Regions from separate parts of the Homo sapiens genome. Here region 1 is linked to region 2. Evidence: chromatin loops called from intact Hi-C (ENCODE). Cell type or tissue: MCF 10A. All regions are shown on one strand. Each heading gives the region's core, and the rest is flanking DNA. Links, peaks and the distances in the headings are about the cores only.

The links. Peaks named below come from ENCODE experiments on the same cell type or tissue, not always from the same donor. Only the 100,000 strongest peaks of a DNase experiment are listed, where the experiment ranks them.
Region 1: it touches region 2 in a loop (2.1-fold over the local background); 5 of 110 quality-filtered maps call a loop at or near these places.

The regions. Positions count from the first base shown.
Region 1 is chr1:175,467,088-175,474,211 of GRCh38, reverse strand. All of the region lies in intron 2 of TNR (tenascin R), which reads left to right. Among named protein-coding and RNA genes, the nearest start is that of TNR, 270 kb to the left of the region's middle. In MCF 10A, for the core only: no CTCF peak of the experiment used is centred there; a DNase peak (open chromatin) is centred at 3,011.
Region 2 is chr1:175,821,235-175,828,358 of GRCh38, reverse strand. No RefSeq gene overlaps it. Among named protein-coding and RNA genes, the nearest start is that of LINC01657, 53 kb to the left of the region's middle. In MCF 10A, for the core only: a CTCF peak has its summit at 3,941 (motif pointing right); a DNase peak (open chromatin) is centred at 4,748.

The DNA.
Region 1 (7,124 bases), core at 1,819-4,318, 350 kb after region 2:
CTAGGAATTTGGTAGGACACAATTTAGCCCATAACTGGTGTCTTCTCCCCATTGTGTCCACTTACCTGGCTCCTAAATGCAACTTCCTCCCAAAGACACATCTCTGGGAAGATCTCATATTATAGAAATAACATGTATTAAATCGAAATATATCCGCCAGTAACATGGATCTTTGCAAAAATGGAGAATTTGTGTGTGTGTATGATTCCTAAAATGATACCCCTCTGCCTTGCTTCCACAGAACGGCTTGTGCACTGACAGCTCAAGGGGAGGCAATGGTGATAAAAGCATACAGGCGGCCATGAATCTCCTCATTTTAATGCACTTCATTAAAACCAGCATTTTTTATTACAAAGACCTGACAAAGTGAATATTAGACAGAAATGCATGTTAAGCTGCCATTGATCTTTCCGGGTAGATTGTACATTAAAGAGTGCACTTTCACACTCTGTTAGCTGCTCCCACATAAAAGGGAAGCAAGAATCAAAGACAAAGTGCTTCAGCCTTATCCCTCCAGCATCACTATGGCTACCCAGTAGGGTCTAGCGGGCAGAATCAGACAAGGGGCAGGAGCCACCCAAATCCCATGTCCAAGGCTCTGTAGACATTTGGGCCTTGGCCATCTTCTCTGCCCACTTCACCGGCTTTCCTACATGGCTGAGAAGTCACTGCCAGTGCATTGGGTCATTTTTCCCATCCTAGAGCTTCCATTCCCTAAGAGAGGACCTGAGTTGCTCCATTTCTTAGGAACAACAATTCAGCCTGAAGCATGTCCTAAACAACATCTCTCCCCTGGTGTTTCTTCATCAAGGGGGCAATACTGGTTTTTAAAATTCAAGATGATGTCCGAGAGCATCTCTGGGGGGCTGCTGGTGATGAGCATGTGTGTGCATGCATTTGATGTGATGATATTGACAGGAACAGAAACCAGAAGCTTAATGAAAACAAGAGGAAAATGCATTTGGCAGCTGGGGAAAGAAGCTGTATGAAGAGATCTTGTGCCTGGGGTTTGCTACTGCCTAAGATGGAGTCTCAGCTTGTCTTCAGACATCAGTTAGACAATCCTCACTAGGATCTTTGTCTGCTGAAATATAACAATTCAAAAGGAGCAAGTGGGGCTTAAATGCTAAGGGCTAATCCTGCCAGAGCCATTTCTTCCTGGACCACCTCTTATTTTAAAGCAGCCACCTCTTTCATCACTACTACATTCAATACCTCTGCTCCAAAGCCTTCTATTCTTAGACCCCATCTTAACTTCTAACTCAGTGTCATCTCCCAAAGCTAGATACCCCTGCTTATCAGGCACAAAGATGGGCTATGAGACAGACAGTGGCTCACTGCTGGTCTGGAAGGGCAGGTGTGAGGCCTGATTCATCACAAGCCCAGCCAGGGATAGTAGATGTTACAGATTAGAGAATCAAGGACCCAAATGGAACCCAGATGACTACATACCCTCCTTCCTCCGAGATGTCATCCCTTCCTGACTTAACAGCTCCTCCAATCTTTGTAAATATTCATACAGCACAAATTAGTCATGTGCTGTGTAACCACGATTTGGTCAACAATGGGCTGCATATATGACAGTGGTCCCATACGATTATAAGAGAACTGAAAAATTCCTATCCTCTAGTGACGTAGTAGCTGTCATGATGTTGTAGCCCAATGCATTACTCACGTGTTTGTAGTGATGCTGGTGTAAACAAACCTACCACACTGCAAGTCATAAAAAAGTCTAACACATGCAATTATGTACAATATGTAACTGATAATGAAATAAATAGCTATGTTACTATTTTATATATTTACTATGCTACACTTTTTATAGTCATTTTAGAGTGTACTCCTTCTGCTTATTTTTTTTAAAGTTAATGTAGAACAGCCTCAGGCCGGTCCTTCAGGAGGATTCTAGAAGGCATTGTTATCACAGGGGTTGACAACTCCACACATGTTATTGCTCCTGAAGACCTTCCAGCGAGACAAGACGTCCAGGTGGAAGACAGTGATATTGATGATCCTGACCCTGTATAGACATAGGCTAATCTGTGTGTTCATGCCTTTGTTTGCTTGTTTTGTAGAGACAGGGTCTTGCTCCATCATCCAGGCTGGATTGCAGTGGCAGGATCACAGCTCACTGCAGCCTGGAACTCCTGTGCTCAAGTGATCCTCCTGCCTCAGCCTCCTGAGTAGCTAGTACTGCAGGCATGTGCCACCATGCCCAGCTAGTGTGCTTTGGTTTTTAACAAAAAAAGTTCAAAAAGTAAAAAAAAAAATTAGAAATAGAAAAAAGCTTAAGAAATGGGGATCTAAAAAAGAAAATATTTTTGTACAGGTGTATCATGTGTCTGTGTTTTAAGTTACGTTATTGCAAAAGAGTCAAAACGTTTTAAAAATTTAAGTGTATAACGTAAAAATGTTACAGTAAACTAAGATTAATTTATAATTGAAGAAAAAAAATTTAATAAAATTAGTATGGCCTAAGTATTCAGTGTTGATAAAGCCTGCAGCAGTGTATGGTGATGTCCTGGGCCTCCACATTCACTCACCACTCACACAGTGACTCACCCAGAGCAGCTTACACTCATGCAGGCTCCATTCATAGTAAGTGCCCTGTATAGATGTACCATTTTTTAAATCCTTTATGCTGTATTTTTAGTGTACCTCTTCTATGTTTAGAGACACAAATATTTACCATCATGTTACAATTGCCTACAGTCCTCAGTACAGTAACATGCTCCGCAGGTTTACAGGGTAGGAGCAATAGGCTACATACACCATATACCTAGGTGTGTAATAGGCTCTACCACCTAGGTTTGTGTAAGTGCATTCTATGATGTTCACACAGTCGACTAACGACACATTTCTTAGCACTAATCCTCCAGGTTAAACAACGCGTGACTGTACTTATCTTGTAACAAGTACAGACTGACGTGATCACTGGCTCTGTCAAGGATCCCAAATAAAGATTTTTACAAGCTGTGATGCAACAAGCACAGAGATGGGCAGGGAAGGACATAAATGAGTTCATTACTCAGCCCGGCGTGTTAACTTCAGTCTTGTGACTCATAAGACAGTTCTTCTGTTTTACTAATTGCGGTGTATTTATTGCCCTTCTCTCTTCGCTGACTAACTCAGATGTGTCAAACAAAAGCAGTGAGCCTCCTGTTCCCAGCAACACAAACTGACTTCTTCATTCCGCCCTGCAGAAACAGCTAAAATTTCTAGTGCATCCAATTGCCTCTGCCTCTTCATTTTACCTGACTCTCTGCTACATTTGGTGGCATTAACCTCTTCATTGGCCAGTGGTCATCGAGTTCCCACCTCATGCCCAACCCTGTGCCAAATTTCAGCCAATAGTGGTGCAGAACATGGCCACTGAATGTCAGGAGTCCACAAGCTAATAGAGAAACAAGTGAATAAACAATCACAAGGCATGGAGATGCATCCTGTTCAAGGGAGGGCTGGAATGAATAAGCCCTACTATTTGATAGCACAATAGGATGACTATAGACAATAACAACTTAATTGTGTATTTTTAAATAACTTAAAGAATGTACTTGGGTTTTTTGCAACTCAGAGAATGTTTGAAGGGATAGATACCCCATTCTCCATGATTAACTTATTTCACATTGCATGCCTGTGTCAAAATATTTCATGTGCCCCATAAATATATACACCTACTATGTACCCACAAAAATTGTTAAAAATTAAACAATTAAAAATTTAAAATAACATAAAGGGAGGGCTGGAAATACCATGGGAGTCTGGAGGAGGCACACTTCTGCTCCTGACATTAGTGGCATGCCTTTGGGTGGATTCTCTTTCGACCTCTCCCTCATCATCCTCACTCTGCCCTTTTTGCATTTTGTCTTCCCCTGCGGCCCTTTGCATGCTGATGATCCCCCTATGTCATTTCCTGCCTTCTTTTCTTTTCACTTTATACATTTTCTTTCAATGATCTAATCCATTCCAAGGCCCAACTGTCACCTTTACACTGGCAGCTTGTAAGTCTGAATCTCTCTTCTGAGCTCCAGATCCACATATCAGCTGCTTATTCGAGTTCTCTGTAGACTCCTCAAATGCAACCCGTCCAATACTGAACTCCTTCTGTGTACCCCCATCTCTCCACACTTTACTCCTCACAGTTTCTTTTCACAGTGGATTATACCAACCATGCCAGTTAGAAATCTCCCTGTCATCCTGACTCTTCCCTGGCCCCCATCAAGTGATCATCATTACATGTTTTCCCTCTAAAGGGTCTTTTGCATTCACCCTTTCCATCCTGCTGCTCACTTACCCCACAGCAGCTGATGCCCTCACTCTCTCCTGCTTGGACCATTGCAGTAGTCTCCAGGCCCGTCTCTGTCCTTTCAGCCTCAATAGTGCTTCACTCCAATCTATGAGCCATATTGATGTCAAAGAAATTGGCCCAAAACCCAAGTCTAAAACCCAGGTCTCCCATATTTAAGACCAGTAGAGAGATCTCACTTCCCATAGAATCATGTCAGAGCACCTTAGCCTGCCTTCCAAGCCCTCTCAATCTCTCATCCCTTTACTCTCTCATCTCCTCCTCCCCGTCCCTCTAGTTACCAAGCAGCCCCAACAAGAGGCCACAAAACCCTCCCTATAGCTCCTCCACATTTTTATGTGTCTCTTCCCAACAGTTGGGAAGTGCTAACCCACATGCCAACCTCAGTCCCCTGCTTGATAAATTTCTGTTTATTCTTTAGGGTCCAGTTCAAAACTCTCTTGTTCTCTGAACCTTCTCTGACCCAACTACACACCATTAATTACCCATTTGCTACTAGTGATAGTTGTACTGAGCATACTGCTATCTGAGAAAACAGTGGATGTGAGGGCAGTGGGTGCATTCTTACAGCAATTGGGTCTCTCTTAGCCTGTGTTATAATTTCCCATTTGAATGTCTGCCTCCTAGCAGGACACTGAACTTCTTCAAGGCAGAGGCTGGGTCTTCTTGTTATTGGGATCCAGAGAACAAGGTGCATCTCTTCCATCCAGTCCTATATGGCCCCACACTCTCTGATCATCTCCAACCAGCAGCCTCGTAGGTCCGTCAGACTCAATAAGCCTCAAACTGAGCTCAATGTCTTCCTCACCAAATGCTCCTTTTCCTGAATTCTCTATCTTGGTTAGGTGGCAATCTCCAAACTGAAGGTCATTTTGACTCCTCCCTCAGGCCTATTTTCTGCTCATTTTACTTCCTAAATATCTCTCAAGTCTGCCCTCCCCTCCCCTGCCACCAAGATGCTACTTCTGCCTTCAGTGACTGTCACCTGGACTACTGTACCAGCCTCCCCAAGGCCGCCAGCTTTGTGCTCACCTTATGAGAGCCCTTCAGAAATTCTCTTTTACTACTGAAAGAAAAGTCCCCATCCTGACTACCAGGCTGGCCCCACCTCCTCCTGCTACTGGCCTCCACCTCAGGCTCCAGCCACACTGAAGCACCTGCGGGTCTTTAAACACACCATGCTGATGCTCACCATCACGTCTTTGATGGTGCAGACCCTCCTACCTAGAATGCCTCTTCCATGGGATGCTCCGGGTCATACTGAACACTAAACATAGGTATCCCCTTGGTCTGGTAATTTTATCGGATTCTTCCCCATTTCCTCAGATTGGATTAATTCCACCTACTCTGTGTTCATAGTCTCCTGGCCATGTCACTGTTGTTGAGCTTACCACAACATTCTACGCTCCTTGGGATCAGGAGCCATATTGCATGTAATAAGTGCTCAATACATGTTGATTAAGTGAACATATTTTGTTAAAGAAGTGTCTAAAGGTAGAGAAAATGAACTGGTGTGATTATTATGCCAGATGCCTTCAATGCGTCACCTCAATTAAGTTGCACAGGCACTCCACAGGGCAAGTATTGTTGTTTCCATCCATATATGATTGAGGAAATTAAATCTTAAAGAAGGTAATCACCTGGAGGTGGAACAGGGATTCACATCCACATCTACACTCCATCCCATGCCCTTTCCCCACTCTGTGCTATCTCCTTCACTAGCGCATCAGTGGCAAGTTCCCACCCTTGGAAATCTCCAGAAACCAAGGTGTCCCAGCTTTCCCGAAATCAAGACACCCTGTCCCACTCCAGTTGCTTCTGCTACTCTGCAAATCTCCTCCTTCATCTCCACATGTCTGCAGGCGTGGAGCTGAGCATAAGCTTTCTCTGCTGCCGTATCATATCACAAACTTCTATCTAATTTGCCATTCCCTCTCTCCCTAAGGACATATTTATGTTAGTACTTTAAAGGCAAGCATCTCTCCATGAAGTAGGCTGAATCTATTTTTCACTAGCATTTGCATTATGGGAAATACAGTCCTTTATATATTAACGAGTAATTTCTTTGCCCAATGGAGTTCAAAATTCAATAAATGCTATTTAAGCTCAAGATCCCCCACTTGTAGGTCAGAGAGGAGCCTCATGAGGGTGGGAAGAAAATTCCCACGTATTTCCTTTTCCTCTTCCCTGACCTCATGCCCTCTGTGCCCTGTGATATCAGTATGTTCAGTGCAGCTATCACTAGTAGTCAGCATGTCAGCTACACTTTCTAGCCCCTGGGTCCAGGTGGCCTCAAGACTCACACCTCCAAAAACTCGTGGCCATCTCTCGATGCCTCCCTGTGCCAAAGCCCATCAAACATCTCCCCATTGGGCTGACATCCCCCGGCTAGAAAGGTCATTCCTCTGAGTTAAGCATTGCCTAATTCTTCTGTCCTCTTTTAAAGTGGAAATTCTCCATGGGGTCACTCATACCTTAATTTTATCAAGTTCATTGTTTCATTGTGCAAACTAGGTCAACCTGTTGTTTGAACTTGGTTTGAGGGTTTTAAAGAACATGAGGCAGAAAGCAAAGTGCTTTGTTTTTGTCACTACTCCAAGCTTGGCACTTGCTGGTGGGGTGGGAGAGGTGGACGGTGGGCAGAGCGAGAAGCTGCCTTGATCCACACTGGGAGAGAGTAGACACCTCACTCTCAGGCAGACCACATTCCCCCAGCTCTGAGTGCAGGACTCTAGGGCACTTAGAAATATTAGTCCCGGTCTGTTCTCTGCATCGAATAATAATTCAGTAAAATCTCAATTAAAACCAAGTCATAAAT
Region 2 (7,124 bases), core at 2,530-5,029:
CTACACAAGCTCCTTTTTTTGCCTGCTGCCATCCATGTAAGACATGACTTTGCTCCTCCTTGCCTTCTGCCATGATTGTGAGGCCTCCATAGACATGTAGAACTGTAAATCCAATAAACCTCTTTCTTTTGTAAATTGCCCAGTCTCAGATATGTCTTTATCAGTAGCATGAAAACAGACTAATACAACCCCCATCTCTTACAAAAAAAGCCAGCCCTTCTGTGGTCAGGTTTCTAAGGTAAGGCATCTAAATATTGTTCTTCCAGAGCGGATCTGTTGGGAGGGGTGAGGGCCCAGCTCCTGGGACAGTCAGAGGCCCAGGCTGAGCAAAGGCCATAAAGGAAAGATGACCTCCTGCCAGAATATTTGGAGCTCCCTTTTATTTCAAACCAGAAACCAGTCTCAACGTGACTTTGTGGATAACGAAAAAAAAATCCTGCAAAAATTGTTCTATGTTTTTCTCCCATTTCAGGTTCTTACTTGGTTCACTACTCCACATGGTGTGGTGGTCAGAATTTGCCCTTTACACTTACTTCCCTTTCCTTCTTCCTATTCTTTACTAAAGGAGCATTCAGGGCACACAGAGCATTGAAAAATAAGCACTGACTACTATGGCTTTAGTGCCTGAAGGGATGCAAGACCTGGACCAACCTTAGAGGTCACTTACACAACCCTCCGGTTTTTTCAAAGGAAAAGAATGAAACTCCAGGAGTTGAGGGGTTGAGGGGTCATGAGACAAGCCTCTCAGATGTTAACAGATCACGGTCACTTCAGTTTTTTTGAGGTCCCTTGTATATTAAAAGAAACAATTTAAAAAATGGGAATCATAAGAATTACGAAATTTTTTGATGTTTACATTTTATAAGTTAAAACTTTTTCCAGAAAAAATGCAATATAGTGCATTTTAATAGTCACAAAATCTGGAAAAATATTAATTCACAGTCATCCTGTGCTATAGACAGTGTTGTATAGTCACAAGGCTCAGGGTTTAAGGTTGGACAATGAATATTGCTTTCCTTTGCTCCTATATCTTTGGGACTGTCTGATAGATCTTATTTGGGGATAAAGTTAAAAGTCTAATCTGAGACCTTGGTGAATGTAGAGGCCAGCTGGCTCTCCTGCCCTTCTTGTCTCTTCTGAGCTCTTCCAGAAACCAACTGTGTGATCTTGGCCACTCATACTTTCATCAGGGTAGAAAATCTAACTTAGTGTCTTTGGCTATCTTTGATTTACTCTCTTGCTAAAGGTCTAATTGTTTAAAACACATAAAAAATCAAAACTGTGATTTCATGGTGGAACCATCAGTGAATTAAATTTTGGGGCAGAGCAAAGATCTTGTTCAGAGCAACCTGTTGGTGTTATGGTGGCCACTTTTAAGATGGTCCCCAGTAATATTCACTTCTCCATATATTGAATGCATCCTACAGTGAACGCAGCTGACCTTGTGACCAAAAGGATATTGTGAAAATGAGGAAGTGTGACTTCAAGGCTACATCAGAAAAGACTTTGTGGCTTCTGACTTTGTGTAGAGGAGAAAAAGTAATATCTCTTTTCTCACCCATCATAAGGCTCATGACTGAGGCACCGGTATTAAAAAAACAGATTAATGATAGAAAAGCATACAAAATTATGTATTCACTTTTATTTATTTATTTACTTATTGAGACAGAGTCTCACTTTGTTACTCAGGTTGAAGTGCAGTGGTATGATCTCGGCTCACTGCAACCATTGCCTCCTGGGTTCAAGTGATTCTCATGCCTCAGCCTCCCGAGTCGTTAGGACTTACAGGCGCATGCCACCATGCCTGGATCTTTTTTTTTAAATTTTTTGTAGAGATGGAGTTTTGCCATGTTGGCTAGGCTGGTCTGAAATTCCTGGCCTCAAGATATCCACCCACCTTGGCCTCCCAAAGTGCTAGGATTACAGGCATGAGCCACTGCGCCCAGCCTATTTATTCTTATTGATACATATTGGATATACATATTTTCGGGGCACATGTGATAATTTGATACACTCATGTAATTAAATCAGGTAATTGGAATATTCATCAACCTAAATATTCATCTTTTCTATATGCTAAGAACATTCAAATTATTCTCTTCCAGCTATTTTGAAATATACAATAGATTAATGTTAACTATAGTCACCCTACTGATCTACTGAATATTAGGTCTTATTTCTTCTAAGTGTATATTTGTACCCCTTAATCAATCTTTCTTCATTGCCCTCTACCCTCACCTTTTGATTTATTTAACATAAGTTGTCTTTTTTTTTTTTAAATTAATGTGACATGGGAGCCTTCAGAAATGAAGTCCAAAGAAACAGGTAAACTTGTGCATTTTTACACCAAGTTTGATGAAATGGAGAACTGTGGAGAATTATGATTGGAGAACAAAAGGGTGATCTACTAGTGATCAACTGGGAGGAACTTAGCAAGACCGGTTTGTTCAGATTCTTCTTGGCATTTCTGTGTCTTTGAAGATAAGTATGTTCCTTTCCTCTGGTTGTAGGGAGGGTATCTCTGGAATAAGGGTCTTATGACCTACTTCAGAAAGGAAGGTCAGATAATTCTTTCATGACCAGCTTCAGGGGAGAAGGTCAAAGGGGAAAGTCAAAGAGATCTTCCTGCTTCTGCTATTTTCTCAAATGGTAAGGTGCCATACTTGAAGGTAGTGTGTCCTGAACCCCATCACTTACTATCTCTTGGATCACTCTGAGTGAAGCCAGCCCCCATGGTCTGAGGACACTCAAGTAGTCCCTGGAGAGTTCCAAATAGGAAGGACCTATAACTCCTACCAACAGCTGGTAGCCGTGTGAGTAAACCATCTTGGAATGGATCCTCAATCTCCTTCAAGCCTCCCAGTGACTGCCTGCAGCTCTGGCTGGCAGCTTGACTGGAACTTCAGGAGGTACCCTGAGCTAGAACCATCCAGCTAAGCCACTTTCAGAGTCCTGACACTTAGAAACTGTGGGCAATAATAAATGTTTACTGTTCTTGGGAGCTGCTAAGTTAAGGAGTATCTGATATGCAGTAATAAATGACTAATATTGTCATTTTACATAGCATACATAAAAATGGCTAACCTGGTCTCTCAGGTTACTGCCTATAGCTATTCATCAACTTCTCCTCACCTGGCCATGTGTCTAAAATTCTTGCACTTGAAGCTCATTCCTTTCTGAACATCAATTTTCAGTATCATCATCTTGAAAGTCAAACTCCCCTGTATGTGCTTTATCTCAACCCTTAAGCTGCAATGAGTTAACCTCTAAATGGACATTAGTTCATAGCCGGTTGATAGGAGAGTATAACTGGGAGATAGGACTTGTGGTTAAGAGATGGGAACAAACTTTGGCTGTTGATTAGAAAATAACCGAGTGTAGATTTAGAGTCAGGAAATCCAGATAGACTTCTTGTTTCACCTATGAGCCTGTGATTATGTGCAAGCCATGTAACTTCATGAATTTTAGTTTCCTCATCTGTACGATGAGAATAATGAAAGTATCTAACTCACAGTCACCCCCACCACCCCTGCCCCCCATATACACTCTCCTTCATCCCCAGTCCCAGTGAGGATAAACAATGATAAGACACATGAAAATACTTTATACACCAAGAAGGTTCACACAAAAGTTATCTTACTTAGCAAAAAAGTCAGTCTCCTAGGGTGGAGATAGGTGGGCTCTGCCCCCATTTATTAAGTACTTTTTCTGTGGCATTCATTATTAAGAGCAGGAACATAAAAATGAATAAGTTTCCTATCCTCAAGGGGTTCACCATACTGACAGTGATAAATAAGACAAGAGGCTATTACTTTAAATGTAAAAAGTGCTAAGCACACAATAATTGATTCATTTCTTCATCAAATATTTATAGAGTGCATTGCCCCACAGGTAAATGTGCTGGGTGCTACTGATACATGAACAGTTGATTAGCAAGCCCATTGAGACAGCTGCCAGCAGGAGGCGTCACTGAGCTGAGTCATAAAGTTTGGGTAGGAGACAGTTCAGTGAAGTTTAAGGCTAAGGGTACCACAGGCAGGATGAATAAGGGCATGGAGGCGAGCACCAGCATGGTGACATAGGGCAACTTCCCTCAATTCAGTGATGATCAACACCCTTGAGAAAAACTCTCCCGAAGATAACTGGAGAGGATAGGGGCCTGGCTGACCCAGAGCCCTGTTTAGCTGGTTTACATCAGGTCAGTGGCATGCCTGATGTTCTCATTGGGAATGCCTGTCAACTCCCAGTTACCCATCAGTGTGACCTCAGCCCCAGGCCTCTTGACCTTGCATGCTCATGGGCCCTTTTGCACTATGAATAACTTAGAGAATACCAACTAACTTAAATATTAGACTAACTGATAATTAAGTTAATTAAGCTAATAATTAGGAGGATGGATTTATTGTGCAAGAAGTCATCCAGTGTATGCCTAGGCCAATTAAAATTAAAATTAAAATTAATTGCTGTTTGGGGTTCCCTGTATCTCTGACCCTGCTATTGGCTCAGACCATCCATCCTTGACTGTGCCCATTAAGGAAGCCCCTTTTCCTTCATGCTCATGTGTGCTGCTCAGGGCTTACAGCTGCTGAGATGGTAAAGTGAGAATAGGTGTCCTTTGGGGTCACAAGCCTATTATCTGATGCAAAGAAGTGTCTCATTGCCTTCAAATGAGCAAAATAAAAGATCAGCTGATTTTATTTCCTCATCAAGATGGATGATTTCCAAGTGTTGAAACTGAACTTGATGATTAAAACTCATTTCCTTGCAAAACCCAGCCCTGGAGGTGTCATCTTCCTTGGCTACTATACCCAGCCCTTGGTGACATGTGACTTGAGCTCAATGTGAATGGGCATTTAATTTGATATCCAGGATAATGTATCCCCACAAAGTACAGAATCCCCTAAATAAATAAAATGGGCTTATTATTCACTGGGTAGAGTTATCCAGACACCCTTGGATACAAGATGGAGCAGAAACCAGACAAATAAACGGATATTAGCAGTCTGACACTTTTGCCCAAATAAGACTCACTTTTTTGAAGGATCAATCTTCTGGGCAAGGACCCTGAGGATTTTGTGTCACTCCTGCTGATCTTTTACACACAGATTTCTTCCAGTTATGGTTCTGACTGACCTGCTGTGCTCCAAGTAAGTTCTTCTTTGGACAACAAAAGGAATATGAATCTTCATGCTGATGGGGGGAGTAGATGTTAGCTTGTCTCTTTGGGTTGGTCCATTTCAGAACAGCTAAGGTCCTTGTTGTAAACTGCATATGGGACTTGCCTTAGCCCAGCTCTGGGTCTCTGTCTGAGGCCCAGATCAGCTTGTCCTACTTTCCTCTTTCTTCACTAGAGGTCCAGGAACTCAGCTGCCCAAAACCAGCCCTGGGGGTCTTGACCCCAGGGCAAACACTCTTGCCCTGGTGGTCTTCCTGTCCCTGGAATTCCCTGTGAAAAGCAGTGCTGCCATCTCAGTTTCCTCCCTCCTTTTTGCTCCCAGAATGACAATTTCCCAGGGCCCCTTTGGTTTCAGTCATTTGCTGCAAATCCTGAACTTCAGCCCTCAGGTTTTATTCCAAGGGCATGACTCACCAACCCCAAGACATTTGGCTTTCAAACTGCTAAATGATTCACGCAGAATAAGAAGCCCCATAGCATATGTAGTTGAGATTTGTGCCTCTGCAAAATTACACATCTTCACTTGACGGGTCTTTAGGGCTGTTGGTGAATGGTGCAGGTGATAATGTTGGTTTCTTAGATATCAAGGGTCTGTTGAATCAGAGTTGGGCCACAGGATATAGATAGGAAATAAGGATTTGGTGGGGAATGTCTGCCAGTATTATTTCTCTATGTAGAGGATAACAAGCATGACCAGATATCAGCCCTAAGAACTTTCCCCTCTGCATCCTCTGCCCTTGCAGTGATGCCCTCACCTCTTGGGCAGCCAGCAGTGCTTCAAGCCCCCTTGCTTTTGTATCCAAGTCTTCCATTACACTTCATGGCATGAGGCACCTACTTGTCAGGTGGCTATTTTGATTTATGGAGACTTTGTATGTGGATTTAGTGTAACTTAACTGGGAGAACCAATTGCTGGTGTGTAGGAAAAAGAAGGAAATGTTAGTTACCAGTTGGGAGATCCTTGTATGGAAACTGAACACGTGAGACCAAATACAGGGGGATAAGGCAAAAGGCTGTAGTAAAGCCATGTGAGAGACAGTGAAGGCTTGAAATAGGGCAGCAGTAGTGGGGGTTGAGAGGAGGAAATAGTTAGGAGAGAAGCTTAGTGAAGTCATCAGAACCTGGACAAGGTATTTGAAGATTTCATGGTCTCTGGCTGAGGCAGTTGAGTACAGTGGTGTCTTTTTAGCTAATGGAGATCTAAGAAGGATGAGGTGTGGTTGGGGGAGTATTAAGAAGTCTCTAGGTGTGGTGAAACTGGAAGTTAAAGGGGTTCTGATTAATAGTCTTTTTAATTTTTGCATATATGTTTTATCTGGCCATTTTACTGGACTTCTTTCTGATGAGATTAATGCATTCAGTTTTGGATATGTTTGAGTATCTTCGTCTGCACTTGAGAATTAGAAACCTGGGCTGGGAATAATGCTTGGGAGCTACCCATGAATAGAAGTGGTTAAAGGCCTGCATTTGAACAAGATCACTTAGGAGGAGTGTGAGTCCTGAAATGAGAAGTGAAAAGACTGAAGAAGGGATCCTGGGAGAGGAGAATGAGCAACTGAAAAAAAAGCAGTACAGGAAAAAAAAAAAAAAAAAAAAAGGAAAAACCATGGTGTCCTGGAAGATAAGGGAAGGGAAGTTTTAAGGAGCCAAAGGCTGAGTGTTAAATGGTGGGAGAAAAATTAAGGTCAAAGTGAAAAAATTTCCTTTGTATTTGATGTTTGGGAAATTGGGGAGATCATCAAAAGTAGTTTCAGGACATAGAAGAGAAGTAGAAATATATTAGGTTGGCTGAGAATAGCCAAGACAATCTTGGATAAGAAAAATAAATATTTTCAATAAATGACCCTGGGTCAATTGGATAACCAAGTAAACATTAATTCTGGATTCTCTGTACACCAATTTAAAAAATCAATTACAGATATATAGTAGGGAAAACGACAAGGCTTTT